2 separate regions of the Homo sapiens genome follow, and region 1 is linked to region 2. Evidence: chromatin loops called from intact Hi-C (ENCODE). Cell type or tissue: CD14-positive monocyte. All regions are shown on one strand. Each heading gives the region's core, and the rest is flanking DNA. Links, peaks and the distances in the headings are about the cores only.

Region 1 (11,979 bases), core at 3,297-8,296, 110 kb after region 2:
CCTTTGTGTGGGGCTACTACTGGGTGGGGGTATATAGTCTGGGCTATTTGGTGCATGACAAAATGGGGGCAGGGCAGAGACTGGGTAGGGGCATACTCTGTCTCTCTCTCTCTCTCTCTGTCTCTCTCTCTCTCTCTCTCTCTCTCTCTCTCTCTCTCTCTCTCTCTATATATATATATATATATATATATATGTTGTTTTTTTTTTTTTTTTGAGATGGAATCTCACTCTGTCGCCCAGGCATGAGTGCAGTCATACGATCTTGGCTCACTGCAACCACCGCCTCCCGGCTTCAAGTGATTCTCCTGCCTCAGCCTCCCAAGTAGCTGGGATTACAGGTGCCTGTCAACTCACCTGGCTAATTTTTGTATTTTTAGTAGAGACGGAGTTTCACCATGTTGGCCAGGCTGGTCTCGAACTCCTGACCTCCGGTGCTCAGGTGATCCACCTGCCTTGGCCTTCCAAAGTGCTAGGATTATAGGCATGAGCCACCGTGCCTGGCCTACATATGAGATATATATGTATATATACACACACACCCCCACCTACTCAGGGGTATAGCAACTCCTCCTAGACTGGGTGGGAGATAGATAGATAGATAGATAGATAGATAGATAGATAGATAGATACATAGATAGATAGATAGCTCCCATCCAACCTGGGCTATTTGGTGCATGACAAAATAGAGAGAGAGAAAGAGAGACAGAGAGAGAGCGCATGCTGGATTGTGAAGTACAGTGGTGTGAGCTTGCTCACTGCCCCCTCAAATTCCCCGACTCAAGCAATCCCTACACCTCAGCCTCCCAAGCAGCTGAAACTACAGGCGCATACCACCACACCTAGCTAATTTTGTTTATTTTTTACAGATGGTGTTTCACTATGTTGTGCAGGCTGGTCTCAAACTACTGGAGTCAAGTGATCTCCTGCCTCAGCCTCCCAAAGTGCTGGGATTATGGGCATGAACCACTACACCTGGCCATATGTTTGTGTGTGTATATATTTTTTTTTTTCAAAAAAGATGGGGTGTATTAGTCCATTCTCGCATTGCTATAAAGAAATACCTGAGATTAGGTAATTTATAAAGAAAAGAGGTTTAATTGGCTCATGGTTCTGCAGGCTGTACAGGAAGCATAACATCTTCTTCTTGGCGTCCACTGAGGCCTCAGGAAACTTCCAATCCTGGAAGGCAAAGGGGGAGTGAGACGTTTCACATGGCCAGAGGAGGAGGAAGAGAAAAGAGAGGGGGAAATTGCTACACACTTTTAAACAACCAGATCTCGTGATAACTCATTCACTCACTATCACGAGAGTAGCACCAAGGGGATGGTACTAACCCGTTCCTGAGAACTCCACCCACTTCCAGCACTGGGGAGCGGGAAATTACGATTTGACATGAGATTTGGTGGGCACATAGATCCAAGCCCTATCAGGGGGTCTCACTGTATTGCCCAAGCTGGTCTTGACTCCTGGCCTCAAGCAATCCTTCTGCCTTGAACCCCAGTCCCTCCAATGCAAAGACCCTGCTCTGACTCTCCTCCTCCTCCCTCTCCGGCCTAGATTGCTCCCATCAGTCCTTCCAGCAGCAGTCAAGTATTCTCATTCTGACAAGGGCTGCCCTGCTCCCTGCTCAGTAGTCACAGCGAATTGCCCTGGGTGGAGTTGGCCACATGCACTTTGGCACAGTGCCCTCCCTCTAGGGCCAAACAAACACCCTGTTATCTGCTTCACACCTCCTTCTGCAAAACGCCCTGTTACAGGTGCCAGTCTCTGCAGGGGGCCACGGGGAGCAGCTCTAACCCAGGGACTGCGGCTCCAGAGACATGGAGGAAAGCAGTGAGTGAGACTACACAAAGCCCCTGGCTGGGGGCACGGCTGAGGCCAAGGAGGGAGAAAACACAAGTGCTCCCCATTCATTAGCCCGCTTAACTCTCAACATCCTAGGGAGGTAGATGTCATCACACCCACTTCACTGATGAGAACACCGAGCCCCTGAGATTCAACAACTTGTCCAAACTTGCACAGCTGGAGGACGGTAGAGCCAGGACAGGGCCCAGGGTGGTCCGGCTTGAAAACCCAGGCCCCATCTGCTGTACCAAGCTGAAAGGACAGGTCAGACAAGAAGTTGGAAGAATTTTCTTGAAGAATTCGACACACTGGGGGCTCCCCAGCGAAAGAGCACAGCCAGATCACCCTATAGTGACAATGTGTCAACAGCCCCTCCCATACACTCTGAGCTACCAGGGCAGCTCCCAATATGAGCAGGTAATCGTGGATTGCTCAACACGTGAAAAGGGGCTCTACCATAAGAGATAGAGACCAAAACACAAATGCAGTCATGGGGTGTTGGGGACCAGAATCAAATGGGAGGAACTAGAGACTGCACACAGAGAGAAGACATTAAGAATCTGTCAGGAGCCGGGTGCGGTGGCTCATTCCTGTAATCCCAGCACTTTGGGAGGCTGAGGTGGGTTGGATCACTTGAGGCCAGGAGTTTGAGACCAGTCTGGTCCACATGGCAAAACCCTGTCTCTACTAAAAATACAAAAAAATTAGCTGGGCATGGTGGTGCACACCTGTACTCCCAGCTACTCGGGAGCCTGAGGCACGAGAATCGCTAGAACCAGGAGGTGGAGGTTGTGGTGAGCTGAGATCACACCACTGCACTCTAGCCTGGGTGACAGAGTGAGACCCTGTCTCAAGGAAAAAAAAAAAAAAGAATCTATTGGGTATTGGGGCCAAACACAGTGGCTCACACCTGTAACCTCAGTGCTTTAGGAGGCTGGGGCAGGAGGATCTCTTGAGGCCAGGAGTTCAAGACCATCCTAGGCAACATAGTGAGACCTGTCTCTACCAAAAAAAAAAAAAATTTAAAAAGGAATCTCTTAGTGTTGGCATTGGCCATCCCTGAGCTCTAGCTCAGGAAGGCAATGGATGGTCACTGTGTCCTTTGGGCCAGCCCTCATGAATAGCACACACACTATGCACTGCAGCAGCTCTCCAGCATATGGTTGCAGAGTTTGTGCTCTGCAAGAAGCACTAGCCAAGGTGGGGGCTAGGAGACCCGAAGTTCAGCCCGTGCTCCTCTCACCAAGCCATGTACCTGGCATGGGGCTGCACCACCTAGAGGAAAATCACCAAAAGTACCACCTGCTCATTCATCTGAGTGCCCATGTCTGTACCCACCTGGGGCCACACAGGCTGTTAAGTTTCTGTACTTTTTACACCTCAGCTCTTTGCCTCTCTACTGTTCCCACTTCCTAGAGCACTTGCTCCTCAGTGTCCTCCTCCCTGGCCCTAGTTTGCCTAACTGACTTTCATGAGGTTCAGCTCAGCATCACCTCCTCCAGGAAGCCTTCCCTACCCGCCCAGAAGAGTAGGCCAGGTGCTCCTCTCCTTCACTCTAAGCTCTGTAGATGTTGGTTCAGTACAACCTCACAGCCCCACAAGTCCAGGCTTAAGATGTCACAGGATCCTTAGGGTGTTGCTTCACCAGCCAGAGACCTCTGTGGCTGGTGGCACCTCTGCTTGGGTTTTGCTTGCACCTGCTGGGCTCATTCCTCCCACTCAGCCTGGCAGGCTGCATTCGGCTTGCACTACCAGCCTGGATCCCACACCTGCTAAGGGTGGGATCCCACACCTGCAGGTGGGAGTGTTGAGGGGTGTGTGAGCAAGCGAGTGTGGGGTCCGGCCACTGCTCACAGCCAGGGGCACCAACTGTGGCAGGGAGGGCATCTCCAGGCGCTGGGTCCATGCCAGGCTGAGGGTGGACTAGACATACCACAAGTGGCTTCTGCTGCGGGCACCAGCATCTGGACAGGGGGAATGTAATGGCACCTGAAAGCTCGGAGACACTGGGAACTGCAGAGCCCCAAAGAGGGTGTTAGAGCCTGTCACAGTCCTGGTTTGGGGAGCCCTGAGGTCTGGGCTCCCAGAAGGGCCACAGCTCTTCTCTCCTTCTTGTTGCCCATAATGTGGTGAGCAGGGGACATGCTTCAGTCTTGTTTGTTCTACAACTCTTTCAGTCCCAGTATTCATTGGATTGCAAGTTCTTGTACTGCATCTAGGAAGAATGAGGTATGCAGACAACTGGAGGGTTAGCAAGGCAGAGAGGAGCGTCACTGAACAACAGAACAGCTCTCAGGAGACCCAAAGTGGGTAGCTCCTTTCCGCAGGCAGGTCATCCCCACCTGTGTGTGAGTCTGGCTGAGTCTGGGGTTTTTATGCGCTCAGAATGGACGAAGTGCATGCTGATTGGTCCATGGTCAACCATGGGCAGGCCTGGAAAAAGCACCATCCAGTTGGCCAAATGGTCATCAATGAAGTTCTCACTCTGTGCTGTGGACTTCCTCCAGAACTGGCAGCCTTGCCCCCAGGCTTCAGGCCATCCCTGGCCTGTAGGTGGAGTTTCACCAAGGACCCATCCTTCCCACCTAGGAACCTGTCTGCTTCCTGCTGTCATCAACATGTCATCCACGGTGCCCAGGCTGTTCACACTAAGGGGCAACTGCAGGCCCTTGCTGAGCTGCCCTCAGGCCCCTGGCCTCCCTCCCATGCTCGTCAGTGCCCAAGGTCTGGAGGGGGCTGAGGTGAGGAGGGGGCTGGTGTGTCAGCTCTGTGCCAAGCATGTGCACAGCCAGCTGGGTTGCAACAGCACCTGGGCACAGCCACAACTTTGCTCCAGAATCACAGCAGGCCCCGGGAGTGAGAAGAGGCCTGAGAGCAGGAGCAGGCACTTCTGAGCCTGTGGGGGCCAGGAGATTCTCAGGCCCCTGAGAGTACAGGGATGCCCCGGTTTGAAGCTGTGGCTGGGTGGCTGCATCCATGCCTGGGAGTACAGGGGTCCCACCCTGCCAACTCAGTAGGGGGCAGGCCTCCCACCTGTTCCTGCCCCACCAGCTCTGGAGAGAGCATAGCCCCACCTGCACCACCCCTGCTGCAGCTGGTGTCCCCACAGCGGCTTCTCCAGATGGGCTGCCACTGCCATCAAAGAGAGAAGAGAGGACAAAGCTTGCCAAGAAATGAGGTTGAGCTTGGGAATAAGACAAGCCTGGCTTCAAGTTTGCCTTTGTTACTTACTAGTTCTGAGACCTTGTTTAGTCCGTTTTTTTATTGTTGTTTTTGTTTTGTTTTTTGGGGTTTTTCTGTTTTTTGTTTTTTTGGAGAGAGGGTTTCTGTCATGCAGGCAGGAGTGCAGTGGCACAGTCATGGCTCACTGCAGCGTCAACCTCCTGGACTCAGGTGATCCTCCTACCTCAGCCTCCTGAGTAGCTGGGACTACAGGTGCATGCCATTATGCATGGCTAAGTTTTATATTTTTTGTAGAGACAGGGGTTTCACTATGTTGCCTAGGCTGGTCTGAAACTCCTGGGCTCCAGTGATCCACACACCTTGGCCTCCCAAAGTGCTGGGATTAGAGGCGTGAGCCACTGCACCTACCTTTGATTAGAGTCTTAACCTCATTTATCTTGACTTTCTTCCATGTGAAATGGGACTACTTCCCAGGGAAGTTTTAAGGTTCACGTGAGATATTGTGAATGAAGTGCCCGGCACAGCACCAAATACGCACTAGGTGCTCAGTTAATGTTTGCTTCTCTTCCTTGGGTTCAGTCCTACCCAAAAGCATGGATGGCGTGTGTGTGTCTGTTGCCTGCCGAGCATGGTCTGATATTGGAGAAACGTAGTCTATGCCCCCGCTGAGATCAGAGAACAGCAGCTGTCCTTGGACTGCTCCTACTGTGCTGCCTCCAGTGGTCAGAGGCAGGGATGCCATTCCTCATTGCCTTTTCTGTGAATGCAGCAGGCACTTGCCACGGTTGCCTAGAATCTTTTGTGCTCTTCCCCATGCTTTGTTGACAGATATTTCATTAAATCTAAGCTGCCATCAATTGTAAGATGCATCATTATTTTATGGAGCAGTAAGAGGAAATGCAGACAGTTAAACACAGGCATAATGCTTTCTTATCATTTAGCATTTGTATTTTGTTCTTGAAAGATCTCATTTAAGGCCAGGCATGGTGGCTCATGCTTGTAATCCCAACACTTTGGGAGGCCAAGGCGGGCAGATTGCTTAAGCCCAGGAGTTCGAGACCAGCCTGGGCAACATAGGGAGACTCTGTCTCTACAAAAATACAAAACAATCGCCAGACATGGTGGCTCGTGCCTGTAGTCCCAGCTACTTGGGGGGATGAGGGATGAGCTCCAGCTACTTAGGCATCAACTTGAGCCTGGAAGTTTGAAGATGCAGTGAGCTATGATTGTACCACTGCACTCCAGCCTGGGCAACAGAGTGAGACCCTGTCGCAAAAAGGAAAGATCTCATTTCTATTTAGTGAAGTGTAGATCTCTCTTGTGCATATATTTTAATTTTTTGAGATGGAGTTTCGCTCTTGTTGCCCAGGCTGGAGTGCAGTGGCATGATCTCGGCTCACTGCAACCTCCACCTCTCAGGTTCAAGCAATTCTCCTGCCTCAGCCTCCCGAGTAGCTGGGACTACAGGCATGTGCCTCCACGCTCAGCTAATTTTTGTATTTTTAGCAGAGATGGGGTTTTACCATGTTGGCCAGGCTAGTCTCGAACTCCTGACCTCTGGTGATCCACCCGCCTCGGCCTCCCAAAGTGCCAGGATTACAGGCGTGAGCCACCGCGCCCAGCCCTTGTGCATATATTTTAAAAGGACCCACATTTATTGCAGAGTCTTCTGGATCCCTTTTATACTCAGAATCGCCTGTGTTGCTGGTTTGGCACCATAGGCGGTGCGCTGGGCCCTGATGAGCATTGGCGTTGCAGCATTTTTGAAGAGAGTGCTTCACCGTTGGCCCAGGATTTCCTTCCAAGCCGCTGATGCCCCCTCTGCACTCTTTCAATGCAGATGCTCTCTTGGTCTTAGGCAGAGATTTCATGTGTGTGCAGGCAATGTCAACCACATTACCAAACTGCCAAATGGCAGAGGCATCACCAACTGTCAGAAGCATCCTGATTTCAGAGACATGAAAATGTGGGGAAAATGTGTGTTTTAGAATCAGTGAAATACACTGGCTCCCCAAAACTGTGAATCCTGTCTTTTTCTTAAGGTCAAAATTTGGTAAGCTACATTTCCCAGCCTCCCTTGCAGGCAGTGACCCAACTTCCGTCAATAAGATGCACCCATAGGAGGTTTTGATTTGGAAGCAACATGAGGAAGCAGGATGGGTGGAGGTGGTCTGTTGCTGGTATAGGAGGCAGCAGAGACAGTGTTTCTGGGGTTCATCACAGCAATTAAGCAGTGCGTTGTTTCTGGAAGCTTTGCCTGGACCTGCTTTTTTAGCCCTTCTAGCAATTCTGGTGGGGATAAATTCCTCTCTGCCCCTACTAGTTAGAGTTGCCCACTTAAAATCTTTTTTTTTTCTTTTTGAGATGGAGTCTTGCCCTGTCACCCAGGCTGGAGTGCAATGGCACCATCTTGGCTCACTGCAACCCCCTCCTCCTGGGTTCAAGCGATTCTTCTGCCTCAGCCTCCCGAGTAGCTGGGATAACAGGCGTGTGCCCCCGCATTCAGCTGATTTTTGTATTTTTGGTAGAGACGGGGTTTCATCATGTTGGCCAGGTTGGTCTGGAACTCCTGACCTCAGGTGATCCACCTGCCTCAGCCTCCCAAAGTGCTGGGATTACAGGCGTAAGCCACTGTGCCAGGCCCGCTTAAGATCTTTTATTTCCTTTTTCCTTGTTAACAAAACCCTGATTTTACGGGGTGTCAGCAGTGTGTGCCCAGCTAAAAAAAAATCTGTATTTCCTAGGCTCCTCAATGAGAGGGCTAACCACATGACTAAATTCTGGCCAATGAGATGTAAGAAGAAGTTGATGGGCGGAGCTTTGGGGGAAGATTCCATAGCAGGTGAGCTGGCCTCAGTGTGTCCCCCAAGGTAAGGTCCCTCAGATGTGTTGTATGGGTCAGCTTCCCAAACTAGGGTTTCCTTTTATTATTGTTAGTTGTTGCCATAGGGCACATATTTGAGGGAAGTAGCTTCAAAAACAAAATCACACCCTGAAATATTTATTTGGAATTCTGGTAAGGCAACAAAAATATGAAGCTTGAGGTTTCCTGCTGTTTATTGATAACCTCCACGGGAGACAGGGGACATTCTTTTGGTTCTGTACACAGGTTTGTACATAGCATGTTTGTACACAATCCCCATTCAGCATGATAGGAGTCTCTAGGCACAAATTGGCCACGTGTTTCTGTAGATAATGTTAGTGCAGAAAAGATTTGACAGGCTAGAAGCTGACTCTATTGCCTTGCCTTTTCTTTTCTTTTTTTCTTTTTTTTGAGATGGAGTCTTGCTCTGTCGCCTAGGCTGGAGTGCAGTGGCACGATTTTGGCTCACTGCAACCTTTGCCTCCTGGGTTCAAGCGATTCTCCTGCCTCAGCCTCCCAAGTAGCTGGGACTACAGGCTTGCGCCACCAGGCCTGGCTAAGTTTTGTATTTTTAGTAGAGACGGGGTTCACCATATTGGCCAGGCTGGTTTCAAACTCCTGAACTCAAGTGATCCGCCCGCCTCGGCCTCCCAGAGTGCTGGGATTACAGGCGTGAGACACCGCACCTGGCCTGCCTTGCCTTTTCTGAAGTAAATTTTGAATTATATGACCACTGACTTTTGTTTTATTTTGTATTTTCAAGCTTTGTCACTGAATTCTTTAATGTCTGTCTTACAGAAAACCCGTATTTGTAACTCCACAAATGCTGATTTTCCTCACATTTGTCCTGTACCCCTTTTGGTACCCTCAGAAGTTGATTTTGGTTTTCATGATGGGACTGTTTCTTAGTGTTTTGAATTGGAATAGTTTTGCCTCCTGAAGCTTTAAAATATGGTTATAAGTTTTTTTGCAGATTAGGTGGTCCTGTGTAGCATTTGTTGCAACATGCCATGCCTGTTTAACACTGGATACAGCACTGGCTCATTACATTCTGTTGAACCTAGTGGTGAAATCTGGGTAGGATTGTTCCCACCTAAAAGTTCCTAATACTTTATACAAATACATTTTATAGCAAAGGAAGATGGGAGAGAGAGCCAAATCAGTTGACCAGCCTCCTTTTGCCCTTGCCTTTTCTGCTTCCTCCCTGCTTTGAAGGGAGATGTGAAGGCTGGAGCTCAGGCAGCCATGTTGGGAAAGCTAGATGCCCATTCTAACGTTGAGCAGAAATACAAAAGGAGCCTGAATCCCTGGAGACATCATGGAGCCATCACTTCAGCCTTGGATTACCCATCAGATCCTAGTTGATACTAATCGATCCCAATTTGGTATCTCAAAGGGGGGCTGCAAGTTACAGAAATCTGCAGTTTGGGAATTGGCTGAATGGAGAAGGTTGGGTTTGGGGCTGTAAAGGTTAAGTTGTGGTGAGCTGAAAGGAAGGGGAAGGGAGGAAGGGAAAAGAGAAGGAAAGGAAAGGAAAGGAAAGGAAAGGAAAGGAAAGGAAAGGAAAGGAAAGGAAAGGAAAGGAAAGGAAAGGAAAGGAAAGGAAAGGAAAGGAAAGGAAAGGAAGGAGGGAGGAAGGAAGGAAGGAAGGAAGGAAGGAGTTTTCTGCCCACTGGGAAGATCTAATTAAGGGTGTTGCCTTTCCACCTGGACTTATTGTTTCAAATGACCTCAAGGCATGGGCAGAGGGGGATGGGCAAAGGGCAGAGATCATCAGTTACAGAGCCCCAAATTTTCAGACTAAAAAAAATATTTTTACAGTAAGTATAATAGTGATGGGATTAGCATCCAGAATATATTAAGACTATCCATAAATCAATGAGAATGCAACAAACCACCCAGTCACATAATGGGCAACAGAATTGAAAGGACATTTGCTCAGAAGAGGGAACACAAATTGCCTGTAAATACATCAAACATAGCTCAACCTCATTAGTAATCAGGAAAATGAAAATTCTGGCCCTGAGATAAGATTTCAGTCAAAAGACTGGCAAAAATTTTCAGAAGACATCAAGTATCGGCCAGGATATGATGGTGTACATTGATGTAACACTGCAGAAAATAGTCTATCAGGAAACAGTCAAACACGTACATACTCCATGACCCAGTGATTCCACTCCTAAATACACAGACCTTCTCTACTTATGCTTACAATGATTTGACGTATGATTTTTCGACTTTGCAATGCTGCAAAAGTGATACACATTCAGTAGAAACTGTACTTCGAGTATCCACATAACCATTCTGTTTTTCATTTTCAGTAGTGTATTTAATAAGTTGCATGAAGACTGGGCATGGTGGCTGATGCCTGTAATACCAGCACTTTGGGAGGCCGAGGCAGGTGGATCACTTGAGGTCAGGAGTTCAAGACCAGCCTGGCCAACACGGTGAAACCCTGTCTCTACTAAAAATACAAAAATTAGCCGGGTGTGGTGGCCCAGCTACTCAGGTGGCTGTGACAGGAGAATCGCTTGAACCGGGGAGGCAGAGGTTGCAGTGAGCCGTGATCACGACATTGCACTCCAGCCTTCGAGACAAAGCAAGACTCCATCTAAATAATAATAATAATAAGTTACATGAGCTATTTGATACTTTATAAAATAAGCTCTATGTTAGATGTTTTTGTCCAACTGCAGGCTAATGTATGTGTTCCGAGCACATTTAAGTTAGGCTAGGCTAAGCTATAATATTCGGTAGCTTACGTGTATGAAATGCATTTTCAACTTACAATATTTCCAGTTAACAATGGATTTATCAGGATGTAACCCTATCTTAAGTTGACAAACATTTGTATTTTCTGGAGAAACGCTTGAACATGTAACCAGGGATCTGTTGCAAAAAATCTTCAGAGCAGCAGTGCATATAAAAATAGGGGCAGTTGGCCGGGCGTGGTGGCTCGTCCAGCACTTTGGGAGGCTGAGGCGGGCAGATCACGAGGTCAGGAGATCGAGACCATCTTGGCTGACACGGTAAAACTCCATCTCTACTAAAAATACAAAAAATAAGCTGGGCATGGTGGCGGGCACCTGTAGTCCCAGCTACTCGGGAGGCTGAGGCAGGAGAATGGCGTGAACTTGGGAGGCAGAGCCTGCAGTGAGCCGAGATCGTGCCACTGCACTCCAACCTGGGGGACAGAGCAAGACTCCGTCTCAAAAAAAAAAAAAATAGGGGCAGTAAGGACCCATGATCAACTGTAGAATGGCATAACGTTTCTTAGCAGTGAAAATGGAATCAATGTAGCCACTGCATCAACATGGTTCAATCTGAGAAGCATAATGTTGAAAGGAAAAACTCAAGTTGTAGGAGGATTTTTTTTCTATTTGTAGAAAGTGCAAAAAGGGGAAAAACTCAACAATATAATAGAAAGAAATATGTAAATATGTGGGAAAATGTAAAGAAAAGTAAAGGAATGGTTAATACAAAATCAAGATTTAAGTCCCCCTGGGGAGAGAGAGAGGATGTGACTGGAGAGGGGACCCGGGCTTCTAAATTGTATGTTCTGTTTCTTAACCTAAGTGTGGGGGGTGGAGTGAGAACATGGGGGTTTGTTTTCATTTTGAAATGTCTATATCTATGATATGCACTCTTTTATGTATGATGCATTTCACAATCAAAACAAAACAATCAAAAGAAAACAAAATCAATCACAATCAAAACAAAACAAAAAAACCTGGGAGAAGCAAGCTATTGGCCTGTGGTTACTTGCATGTAGATTTGACCAGAGTAATATACCCTGCAAGCAAACTTACTATATTACAAAAAAATAGAAAATCAAAGGCTGGCCACATGGCTCTGACCCTGAACTCATGCCAACAGGAAGCCTATTGCAAAAGCCCTAATTATGGTTTCTGGGAGGGGCATGTCCTCAATGCCCACACCAGCCGTGGCCCGGAGGGATAATGGGCCAGGAAGATCCCCATGGATGGCACACCCAGGAGTGCCTCATGAGCTGGCCAAGGGGACTCACTCCACTGCCCAGGCAGCAAGGCTTCAGGATGTGATCACATTCTGGGGTGGTGATTGTGATG
Region 2 (11,979 bases), core at 2,776-7,775:
AGCCGAGTCCAAGCATCCCTCACCAGATGGCCTGCACCAGGAGGCACTTACTGGGTGATACACCACAGTGTAAGGCAGCATTTCTGCCCCCAGGGGGTGAAGTCCAGTGGGGAAGATTATTTGCTCACCTGGAACAGCTGGTGTTATGCAAAGGCAAACGTGCATGTTGGGTGTGCAAGCAACAGAAACCCAACGCTGGTGACTGAGGAGCTGAGAATTGACAGGAAGGTGGGAGAACGGGCTTAGGAAGTGGGCAGCCACCAAGGGAGGCCCAGGGGCAAAAGCTTGGCCATGGTCCCACCTGGAGGCCTGTGGGGAAGGCCCACCAGAAGCTCATGCTCCCGCCGTAGAGGGACACCAGGGCCACTGCTGCCACCTGTGGACACTGCTGCCACCTGTGGACACTGCCACAGGAAATGGCATCTCATTTTCCCTCCACTTAATGTCACCCACCTAAGTCTGAGTCCTGGATGGAAGTGTCCTTTTAGCCACATCTGGGTCCATTTGCCCAGGAACAAGGTGAGAGAATGCCTGCCCCTTCAGCTTCCACAGTGGGTGGCTTATCTCCTGCCAATACTCACATCATAGGGCCTTATTCTCAAATAAGAAGGGGGCAAACATACTGGGTAGCCCCCTCTCCATCCAATAGCAAATGTCCCCTGCCATGATTAAGAGCTAAAAAGAATGGAATAGGTGACATGGGATCTAGAAGCTTGGAGGAGGGGCCACAAGGAGGACTTGAAGAATTTAAGAGAGGTCCATGGAAGAGGTGGGTGTGCTGACTTTGGCCTTTAAGCACAGAGAGGATGTGGCCCCGGCTCTGTCCACGATGCTTGGCCTGACCTGGTCAGGCACTGTGCAAGGGGTCCTCTGAGCTCATTCAGTGCCTGGACCATGGCAGCCACATTATAATTCTCACGGCCATGGCACCGTGCTAAGACCCAGGCATGCAGCTGCAACTTTCCCAACAGTCCTGCAGGCTAACTTCTCTGACCCATAGCTGAGAGAGGTGATAGGCCTTGATGGAAAAGGCCAGCGCGTGAGCCCAGGCCTGTCCGACTGGGAAGCCCACGCTCCTTGCCCTAAGCTGGATGCCTCCCGTTGCAATTAGATAAGGAGCCGTAACACTGTGTGTTTTACTCCTGCTGGCTGCTTTTCCCAGGAATCTTTGTAACCTTCAGGCCAACCCTATGAGATAGCGAGAGCTGCAGATGTTCACCCCTCTTGAGTAGTCGAGGAACCCAAGGCCAAGGTCACCCAGCTTTCAGGGACTGGAGTCCACATAGGCCTGGTGCCTGCTCTTCGCCCGGATCCAGCCAGGCAGCTGTCTTCAACTCATGACCCTGCAGCGGGAGGTTGTGGGGTGGAGCAATTTGAGGAACAGATCCCATTAAGCTGTGTCCATCCACATGATGTAAACCCACACCTAGCCATCCCTTGGAACACAGTGGCCAAAAGTGCAGAGGGAACATTTGTCTAGGAGAACAATGGGTATTGATTCCTCTGGCAGCTGCAGCTGGCAGGCTCTGTAGGTGGTTTGGTCTGGGGTTTGGGGTGGTGTTTATTTGGATGCCGTAGCCTGGTTACTCATCATTCTTGCTCTCCCTGGGCCCCTGGGCTGTCTGAGGACTCAGTGGGAACAGTTCAACAGCCCAGGGCATGTGCTGTGTCACTGTCCCCTGCTCTTCCTGAGAGTGACTGGCACTATGTCCTGGCTTGGGCTGGGCTATCCTGGGATGGGGGCCTGGACACTCTGGGCTTGGACTGGCAGCCCTGCAGCCAACCTTCTTTATATGGGGCACACATGCTCCTGAGAACTTGCTAGACAGGACCGTGTCCGTGCTCCATTTCCTGGCCACCTGCACATCAGTCCAAATACTGTTTCTCCAACACACACACACACACATAGGCAGACAGGCCGCTGCCTACCTCTCACCACCACAGTCACTTCAGTGGCCTGGGAGGAAGGTGACCTCGAGCAGGTCCTGGTTCAGACACCAGTGCATGGCCTGTCAGAGCCTCTCAGGCCTCAGTGCCCCCAGCTGCAAGATGCGGCTCCACAGCAAGCCCTCTGTGCCTCACCTGCATCCTGCTCCAGGCGCCTCTGTCTGCAGACAGCTCTGTGCGCGTGCCCGTGGAGCACGCCCTGCCTGGGCACCACACATCACCACCAGAGAGGCAGGAGGCAGGAGCACCGGGACAAAGTCTCCTCCCACCTCCCCCAGGATGAGTTTGTGCAGCTTCTGGGAACTGGGGCCCAGGGCTCTCCACCAGTGCTATCTGCCATCAGTCCTCCTTTCTCCAGCTTCACTCTCCTGTCCATCGCTCCATCCCCCGGGGTCACACGCCCTTAAGTTTCCATACAGAAGCCAAAAGCCTCAGGCTCCCTGAATTTTGGGTGAGCCCAGGTAAAGACAATGGATGTGAGAACTTCTCAGGCCTCTATTCTGTGACATATGAAGGTATGAAGGGCATTTATTTATTTATTTATTTATTTATTTATTTATTTATTTAGAGATAGAGTCTCTGTCACCCAGCCTGGTGTGCAGTGGCGTGATCTCAGCTCACTGCAACCTCTGCCTCCTGGGTTCAAGCAATTCTCCTGCCTCAGCCTCCCAAGTAGCTAGGACTATGGGTGTGTGCCACCACACCAGACTAATTTTTGTATTTTTAGTAGAGAAGGGTTTTCACCATGTTGGCCAGGCTGGTCTCAAGCTCCTGGTCTCAAGTGATCTGTCTGCCTCGGCCTCCCAAGGTGCTGGAACTACAGGGGTGAGCCACTGTGCCTGGCAATACGAAGGACATTCTTAAAAAAAAAAAAATTGAAGTCCTGGGCCATTTTCATCTCACACCCAGCTGGCATCTCTGCCTCCTTTACTCCTTGGATAACTAACCCTTAATTCCGTCCTCTGTAAAATGAGGCTGACCCCTTGAGGAACTTCTCCAAGGATTGAATGGAGTAAGTCCATAATGTGCTCTGCACAAGGCCTGGTACCCAGAAGGTGCTCAATAATTTTAACAACCAGCACAGAGGCCTGAATGGGGTGCGGGGGGCAGTGGCTGGAATCAGAACACCTGGCAGTTTGCAGCTGTCCCTCAAGAGGCGCTGGCATCCCGGCTGGCGATGGCACTGGATGGAGCCACATTTACCCAGAATCTGTCTGTCCTCCACGAGCCCCGAGATCCAGCCTTTGCAGGCTGGGTGATGCACACCCTGGGTCCTGAGCCCAGAATTGGGGCCAAGATTCCGGGAGGCGCTCAAGATCAACAAGCTTCGGGTTTCCTGGTTGAGGTCCTGCACGTACAACATGTTCCCTCTTTCCAGAAGTGGCGAGGGTGCAGCCCAGAGGACCGCCCTCGAGCTTCTCTGACACCCTGACTGCCCCCAACCCCGAGCCCTCTGCCCTCAATTTCCCCCTGAGCTGCCTCATCCCATCCACCTGAACAAACGCATGTGGCTCAGAGGCACTCATCGATGCAGCAGGTTTCACCTTAGCCTGAAGATCTGCGGCGCCTCCGCCCCACACCCAGGGCTGGCATTTCATTCTGGGTGTCACATGGCCCCCAGGGCCTTTATGACTGCAGGGCCACTGACAGCATCTTCATTCATCTCCAGCTGCTCTGGGGGCCCAGGCAGGGCGGGAATCCATAGTAGGGTGAGAGGCTGGCCACAGCCTGCTCCCCTGCCATGCACTAGCACTGTCCCTGGCCCTCTGGCTGAAGCTGCAGGTTGCCCAACACAACCCTCTAGAGCCATTGACCCATGCGGGTCCCTGAGTCAGCTATAAATTCTGCTCAGCCCACACATGCGGCTCCCCAGGATGCCCTCCCCCACCTCCCTCCTTGGCTGCCCAGGACTTCAGAGGCCACACATCTGTGGGGGACTTTGGAGTCAGAGCTGTGTCGATCACATCCTCAGGGCATGCTTGTCCTGCTGCCTGGCCTCCCACCACAATCCTAGACCCAAGCTCGCCCACCCCTACAAGTCTCCAGGATGATGGGTGCACAACACAACTTGTATCAGGCTGATCCTTTGATCAGATTCCTTCCGTGGCTCCCCAGGCTTTCAGGATGGAGTCCTCCAGCCTCTTGCCTGCCTGGCAGCCCAGCCTCACCAGCCACCTTGCCATCCCCATGCCCGCTCTATCTGTTTCCCAAAGGCTGTCCCACACTCTCGCCATGGGCCTTGGCACATTCTGTTTCTACTCACTGGGATGCTCTTCTCTTCTTTGATAAATGATCACCTACTCATCTTTCAAGACTCGGCTTCAACCTTAGAAAAACTCGCATGATAAAGATGCCTCCAGGTGAGGCTGGGTGTCTTCCTCTGGGTCCTACAGAACTTGAATGCCTTTCTGTCCTGTTATACCCACAATCTGCTTGCTGTTCTGATTCCACCTAGTGATCGCGTTTTTGAAGAGTCTCGTGTCTCTTTCATCCCCTGTGGGTTGGGCAAAGTCTCAGAACATGGTAGATTTCAAAAAATATTTGAGATGGATGGAAGGATGGGCAGATAAATGGGTGGATGGATGGATGAATGGGTGGGTGGGTGGATGGATGGATGGATGAGTGAATGGATAGATGAAGGACAGCTCTCATAAGTAGCAGAAAGGTCCTAAATTTTCCTACATCCTCCTTAAAATCTTTGAACATAATTAAATTGAATCGAAAAGTCTCAATCAGAGGGAGAGTTTTGTCCTTGGGACACTGACTTTATTTATGCAGTCAGCACTTATTGTGAGCCTCCCAGAGGCCCAAAGGAGAAAGAAAGCCAAGTAAAGGGAAGGCCCTGCCCACAGGAAGTGGTGCAATCACTCAACAGACTAGACACATCTGGGAGAAACTCACAAGAGCCCACCAGCCCTCCACAGAGCAGTGCAGCAGGTGCTGAGAGACGGGGACGGGCAGGTCAGAGAGTTGGACAGGGTTGCCCCAGAGCTGCTCTGTGGTGAGCACTCAAGCCCTTTAAAACTGACTCCTTCTCAACCCCATCTTCTTCATCCCACAAGATATACAAGAACATGACCCAAAGCTGGAGCTGACCCTCTAGCACTGACTCTCATGTGGACCTGATTGTAAACCTGAACCAGGCTGCATGCGGTGGCTCACACCTGTAATCCCAGCACTTTGGGAGGCTAAGGCGGGCAGATTGCCTGAGCTCAGGAGTTCGAGACCAGCCTGGGCATCATGGCAAAACCCTATCTCGACTAAAAATCAAAGAATTAGCTGGTGTGGTGGTGCACGCCTGTAGTCCCAGCTACTCGGGAGGCTGAGGCAGGAGAATCACTCGAACCCAGGAGGCAGAGGTTGAAGTGAGCTGAGACTGTGTCACTGCACTCCAGCCTGGGTGATAGAGAGATACTCTGTCTCAAAAAAGTACAAATAAATAAAAATAAAAATAAAAATAAACCTGAACTTTATCTTGGGGGCTAGATCTGATCCTGACCCTAACCTGGACCTAAACCCTAGCTGAGATCAAATCTGAACCCAGACTTTAATCTTTACCCACGAGAGGGCTCCAGAAACAGTTGGATGGCAAGGAGCCAAACTGAACTCAGAAACTGTCTGACAGGAAGGTTCTGGCAAACACAAAGCAGATTCAAAGAGTGGCTCCATTGTAGAAAACCCACCTATGGCCCCTGCACACAGCCCAAGGTCCTTTGCCCAAGACTCAGGTGTCCCAGAGACACAGGCATCTTCAGTGCTTCCGGAAATGGGCTGAGGGTTCCCCAGGCCCTGAGGCCAGTCGAGGTGTCTGTGGACAGCAAAGAGGAACAACTGCACTTCTGTTCTCTGGGTGCCCCCCTTACACCTCACTGCCCAGCCTCCGCCAGTCATTGACCCTCAACCTGCCCTCGAGAGCCTTGTGCATGGGCCGGGCCCTGCACCAGGCACTCCGGCTGCAAGGAGTGCAGACATGCAGCTCCTACCCTCAAGACCCCAGTTCCAGTTGAGGAGGCAAGGCTGCTCCCTCATTCACTCAGCATTTATTGGCCCACAGGTTTGGGAACCTGATTTGGGGGACTAATAACCAGGGCTGGGCACAGTGGCTCATGCCTGTAATCCCAGCACCTTGGGAGGCCGAGGCAGGTAGTTCACTTGAGGTCAGGAGTTCGAGACCAGTCTGGCCAATATGGTGAAATCCTGTCTCTACTAAAAATACAAAAAATTAGCCAGGTGTGGTGGCAGGTGCCTGTAATCCCACCTACTCGGGAGGCTGAGGCAGGAGAATCGCCTGAACCTGGGAGGTGGAGGTTGCAGTGAGCTGAGATGGCGCCATTACACTCCAGCCTGGGTCACAAGAGTGAGACTCTCCCTAAAAAAATAAAATAAGAAAACTAATAACCATTTGTATAGGTTGCTTAGTGAGCATGGACATGGAGCAAAGAGAGCTGGATCTCAAAACTGCCAGGCTGATCAGCAGGGGGATTGCACCTGTGAATAGAATGGCCACTGCACTCCAGCCTGGGTGACATAGTGAGACCATCTCTTAAAAAAATTAAAAATAGGCCGGGCGCGGTAGCTCACGCCTGTAATCCCAGCATTTGGGGAGGCTAAGTCGGGCGGATCACGAGGTCAGGAGATCGAGACCATCCTGGCTAACACAGTGAAAACCCGTCTCTACTAAAAATATGAAAAATTAGCCGGGCATGGTGTCAGGCACCTGTAGTCCCAGCTACTCGGGAGGCTGAGGCAGGAGAATGGAGTGAACCCAGGAGGCGGAGCTTGCAGTGAGCCAAGATGGCACCACTGCACTCTAGCCTGGGCGACAGAGCAAGACTCTGTCTCAAAAAAATAAATAAATAAAAATAAATAAATAAATGATTAAAAGAAGCGCTGGATAAACCGAGAGCCATGTTGCCAATGGGTTCAGCGTTCTGAACATGCACCGGCTGGAAAGTCTCTCCCCATGGGCATTGCGGGCGTGGGCACTGCCAGTGTTTGCCTTTGTGACCCTCCCTTTCCGAGTGACAGTAGCAGAGACATTCCTTCATCTAATGTTGCAGCAAGCAGGAAGACGTTTGGCTTCAGATACTAGGACAGCCTGTTCCGTGATGCTTATTGATGCATGGTAACAAGATGGCTGCTGCCCCTCCAGGACTCACAGACACATTCCAGGCAGGAAATGAAGTAAAGGGGCCAAAAAATTTCTTGTCAAAACTTTGCTCTTCCCTGGGGGCTTTTGCCTAACTCCTGGTGTCCAGAATTGTATCACGTGTCTACTCCTAGCCTCAAGAGAGATTGGGCAGTGGAGTCATTTCGTGTTCTAGGTCTGTAGTAGAGAAAGGCAAGGAGAAGTGGCAGTGGGTGGGAGGCTGGGCAAACAACCAGCAGTGTCTGTCACAGATAAGACAAGTGATAACTTTCACCCAGGGTACAGCAGAGCCTTGCTGGGCTGGGAGCTGCTGTGTCTTCTCCAAGGGACTTCGTAGTAAGTGGTCAGAATCTGGGCTGCTTCTGGCATTAATAAGTCTTTGTTACGGGTTCCTGTTAGGGAACCCGGAAACTTAAGACCCCTTCTCCGTGCAAGTGCCCTGCTTGGTCTGGGAGAGCGTGCTGACCATATGGCAGTCTGCCCTCTCCAAGCCAATCCCAGGGCTCTTCAAGAATGGGTGCTTCTGGGCCGGGCGTGGTGGCTCACGCCTGTATTCCCAGCACCTTGGGAGGCCGAGACCGGTGGATCACGATGTCAGAAGATCGAGACCAGCCTGGCCAACATGGTGAAACCCTGTCTCTACTAAAAATACAAAAATTAACTGGGCACGTGCCTGGAGTCCCAGCTACTCAAGAGGCTAAGGCAGGAGAATCGCTTAAACCCGGGAGGTGGAGGTTGCAGTGAGCCGAGCACCACTGCACTCCAACCTGGGTGACAGAGCGAGACTCCATCTCAAAAAAAAAGAAAAGAAAAGAAAAAAAAGAATGGGTGCTTCTGGTCCTAGTGCCAGTGTTTGACGCCTCAGCCTGCAGTGCCCTGCTCTCCACTCTGCTTATGCATGGGCACCCACCCTTCCCATGCACCTAGGCCCACCTTCTCCAGGAAGCCCTCCAGGATGGCTCTACTCTCTAAACTCCCTTCTTGCAACCCCTCAAAACTCTGCCCCTCCTCAAGAGTCAGGCAGCCAGACCTTCCTCTCCCCCACTCCCCTCTGCCCCAAGTCTCACCTTCACAAGCCTTCCTAAATAGAGCATGAGTTGTGAACACAACCCAAGGCCCCACAGCAGAAACTGTCACTGCCCCACATGTCACTTGCCCTGATTAGCTGGTATTTTCTTCAATGTCTACCAAGGCGCAGACTGAACCAGGCCAAGGCTGCCCCTGACCAGCTCCCTGTGCCTGCCCCCATGTAGCCTGTGAGGTCCACGTCAGCCTGAGTCTTTAGTGCTTTCTCTTCCACTTCAAGTTTGGGGAGGCCCCCTGTAAGACACCCACAGTGCAGGGCCAGCCATCCCTCTGGCCGGATACCCAGAACGAGCCCCTGCTGGGCAGCCCCAGCAGACCAGGAGAAAACCCTGTTTACAGGCGTGTTAGCCCAGAGCCCACCAGGCAGAGTGGAGAGGCATTCAAAGGGGTCAGAGGGACACCGTGAAGTTGCACGGAGAGCAGAGGTCAGCGTCAGCATGGGGAGCTGGGTCTCAGGAAAGACGGGGAGGAGTAGTGCCCTGTGATTAACAGCCTTTGTAAAACCTGCCACAAGTCCCTCTCCTAATGGGTGGTCACTCTGCCCTCACACACCTGCAGAACTCCTGCTGGGCACACCCTGCACACATCGTGACGTCCTTGGTACAAGGGGCAGCCTCTCCTGCCTCCGTGCTCAATCTAATTGCCCCCCGCCTTGCCCCATCCCAAGCAAATCTTTGACATCCCTGATTAAATGACCTCAAACTCAGATTCTCAAATTAAAGCAGCAATTCCCAAAAATGTTTTCCTTGGCACACTGGTGTCCCTGAGTTAATGGAGGGCCAGAGGGAATACATTTGGTAACTGTTGGATAAAATAGGATGTAACAACCTTTTTCACTGCAGACCTTCTCAGAGCCTTCAGTATGCTCCTGTGTGGAGTGGCTCTGACAGGAAACTACCATGTACAGCATTTCCCAAACTTATTTGGACACTGACTGTGAAATACAAAGAATATCCATAGACCACAGTTTGGAAAACTCTAAAACAGGTAATACACTTATTCATTCATTCACGTATTCATCCAACAAATATGTGTTTGGCCCTGTGCTGGGCACTGGGGTGGGGCAGTAATTGAAGCAGATGTTGTCCTGCCCTCATGAGCTTACCTTCCACTGGGGGGACAGACCTAATGCCACTTTCTTTCCTTTTTTGTTTTTTTGTTTGTTTTTTCTTTTCTTTTCTTTTCTTTCTTTTTTTTTTTTTTTTTTTTTTGAGACGGAGTCTCGCTCTGTCGCCCAGGCTGGAGTGCAGTGGTGCTATCTCAGCTCACTGCAAGCTCCACCTCCCAGGTTCATGCCATTCTCCTGCCTCAGCCTCCCGAGTAGATGGGACTACAGGCACCTGCCACCACGCCCGGCTAATTTTTTGTTGTTGTATTTTTAGTAGAGATGGGGTTTCACCGTGTTAGCCAGAATGGTCTTGATCTCCTGGCCTCGTGATCCGCCCGTCTCCGCCCCCCAAAGTGCTGGGATTACAGCCTGTTTGTTTTTCTTTTTTTCTTTTTATTATACTTTAAGTCCTAGGGTACATGTGCACAACGTGCAGGTTTGTTACATATGTATACATGTGCCATGTTGGTGTGCTGCACCCATTAACTCGTCATTTACATTAGGTATATCTCCTAATGCTATTCCTCCCCTCTCTCCTCACCCCACAACAGGCCCCATGCAGCTATAAAAAATGATGAGTTCATGTCCTTTGTAGGGACATGGATGAAGCTGGAAACCATCATTCTCAGCAAACTATCGCAAGGACAAAAAACCAAACACTGCATGTTCTCACTCATAGGTAGGAATTGAACAATGAGAACACTTGGACACAGGAAGGGGAACATCACACACCGGGGCCTGTTTGGTTTTTTTTAATGCCACTTTCTTTCATTCATTTACACACTCAATAAATATTGAGTGTTCCGAAGTTCCCAACCCAGTGCCAGACCCTGGAGACAGAATTGAATCGGCTGTGATTGCTGCCCTCAGGAATTTTTAATTAACTAATCTAAGAGACTGTTTCTCTGGAGTAAGGCATAAGTGGCCTGGTTTTTTGCAAAGGAAGCTCCCTTTGCAAACACAAGCCATCCTTCCCCTTTCATTCCTGGGTTAGCCCATCCCTCACACCATAAACCAGGTTGAATTTGGGGTCAAGTTCAACCCTTCATGTGCTGTGAAGGTATTCCACTGGTCTGGGGACAGTGTGGCGGGGGTCTGGCATCCGGCCCTAGGAGCAGCCACAGCAGTGAGGGAGCATTGACCCATGTCATCCCAGGGACCTGATAGCGTTTCCTGCTGCACAGCACCCAAGCCTGGCCTGCAGGCTCTGGGCATCTCTGTAATCCCTTCCAGCAAGATTCAGATGCCTCCAAGCAAGAACCTGCTGCAGGCCGGGCTCCCTGGAAGCAGACTCTGCTTTAGATTAGCATCCGGGACTGTCACTGGGAAGCACTCTGGGACTCCATGTTGGGGTGGGGGATGAAGGTGGGATTGAGTGGAGGGAGAAGTTGGGTTGTGAAGCAGCCTCAGTGGAGGCCTCAGTTGATGCCACAGGCAGCTCTGGAGCTGGCATTGCCCTGAGTTGTCCCAGGTTGGGGCAAGAGACCAAGCCTTTATATCTGCGCATGAGGCTCTTCCACACAGGCACGGGCATCCTCTGAGGAAGAAGATGGCCCTGGGCAATGAAGCTCCCCTCGGCCAAGGCAATTCCTGGAAAGGCTGATGGGCAGCCTCCCAGCAGCTGTGGACTAAGTCCCTCAGTCCTGAAGCAGGACTGGGATGGCTTGTTCCAGCGTCCCCCACAAATGCCGACAGCAAGAGGCAGTCTGGCTAGGGGGAATAGCAACCCTAAAGCTGGTTTTCTCTAAAGCTTTAGAGCCTAGTCCCAACTCCCCACTCCAGCTTACCCCTGGGCAAGCAGCTCTGCCTCTTAGAGGAGCCTCCATTTGCTCAAACCTTGCAGGCTTTAGTGAGGTTAATCATGTCACAGCATTAAGTGAAAGGCTTCCTGGAGGAGGTGACACCTGAGCTGAGTCATGAAAGGAAGTGAAAGGTAGGTGTTGACCCCACAAAGAGGGGAAAGTTGCCCCAGGCAGAGGAGGACACCTGTTGGGACCAGAGGCCTGAGCAGGCTCAAGAGAAGCACCAGCGACTCAGTGTAGCTGCTGTGGAGAGGGAGGGGTGCTTAAGAGATGAGGCAGGATGATGGGCAGGGGCAGATCACAGAGGGCTGGAGGGTCAGGAGAGGGGAGGCTGGCCTCATTCTGCCCTCAGAGGAATCTGCCTTCTATCCTAGTGGCTTCCGGCTTCCATTTGTATGACGCTCACACAAGTTAGGGATGCTCTCAGTGGCTTACTTGTATAAGCTCATTTAACCTTAACAACACTGTTAGGAGGTATGGACTCTTACCAGTTCCATTTTACAGATGAGAACACTGAGGCACGGAGAGGCTCAGTCAGTTGTCCAAGGTCACACAGCTTGTAAGTGGAGCCCAGGCTGTCTGACACCAGAGCACACACTCCTAACCTCTACATTGTTCATCACAGGGGCACCTTTGGGTGGCCCAGGGCTGTGTCCTCTCACCACCCTGATTCTGCTTGACCCAGCCAGGTAGAGCCCTGTGGACGGGGCCCGCCAAACCAAAGCCTTCAAACCCTCCAAACCCTCAAACCCTCAAAGGCAGCTTGTCTTCCAGGGACAATGCCACTGACGCCAAGCCCCAGGGGTTGGGCTATGGGCCAGGGACATGGTTTGGCTCCAGAACATCACAGAGCAATTTGCAACACCTTCCAAATGCAATTGGAGCAG

What was found. Peaks named below come from ENCODE experiments on the same cell type or tissue, not always from the same donor. Only the 100,000 strongest peaks of a DNase experiment are listed, where the experiment ranks them.
Region 1: a loop joins it to region 2, with 2.0 times the contacts of the local background. A loop is called at or near these places in 3 of 110 quality-filtered maps.

Annotation. Positions count from the first base shown.
Region 1 is chr2:121,291,911-121,303,889 of GRCh38, forward strand. No RefSeq gene overlaps it. Among named protein-coding and RNA genes, the nearest start is that of TFCP2L1, 13 kb to the left of the region's middle. In CD14-positive monocyte, for the core only: a CTCF peak has its summit at 5,717; no DNase peak of the experiment used is centred there.
Region 2 is chr2:121,184,345-121,196,323 of GRCh38, forward strand. No RefSeq gene overlaps it. Among named protein-coding and RNA genes, the nearest start is that of TFCP2L1, 95 kb to the right of the region's middle. In CD14-positive monocyte, for the core only: no CTCF peak of the experiment used is centred there; a DNase peak (open chromatin) is centred at 4,797; H3K4me3 peaks cover 902 bases; H3K27ac peaks cover 778 bases.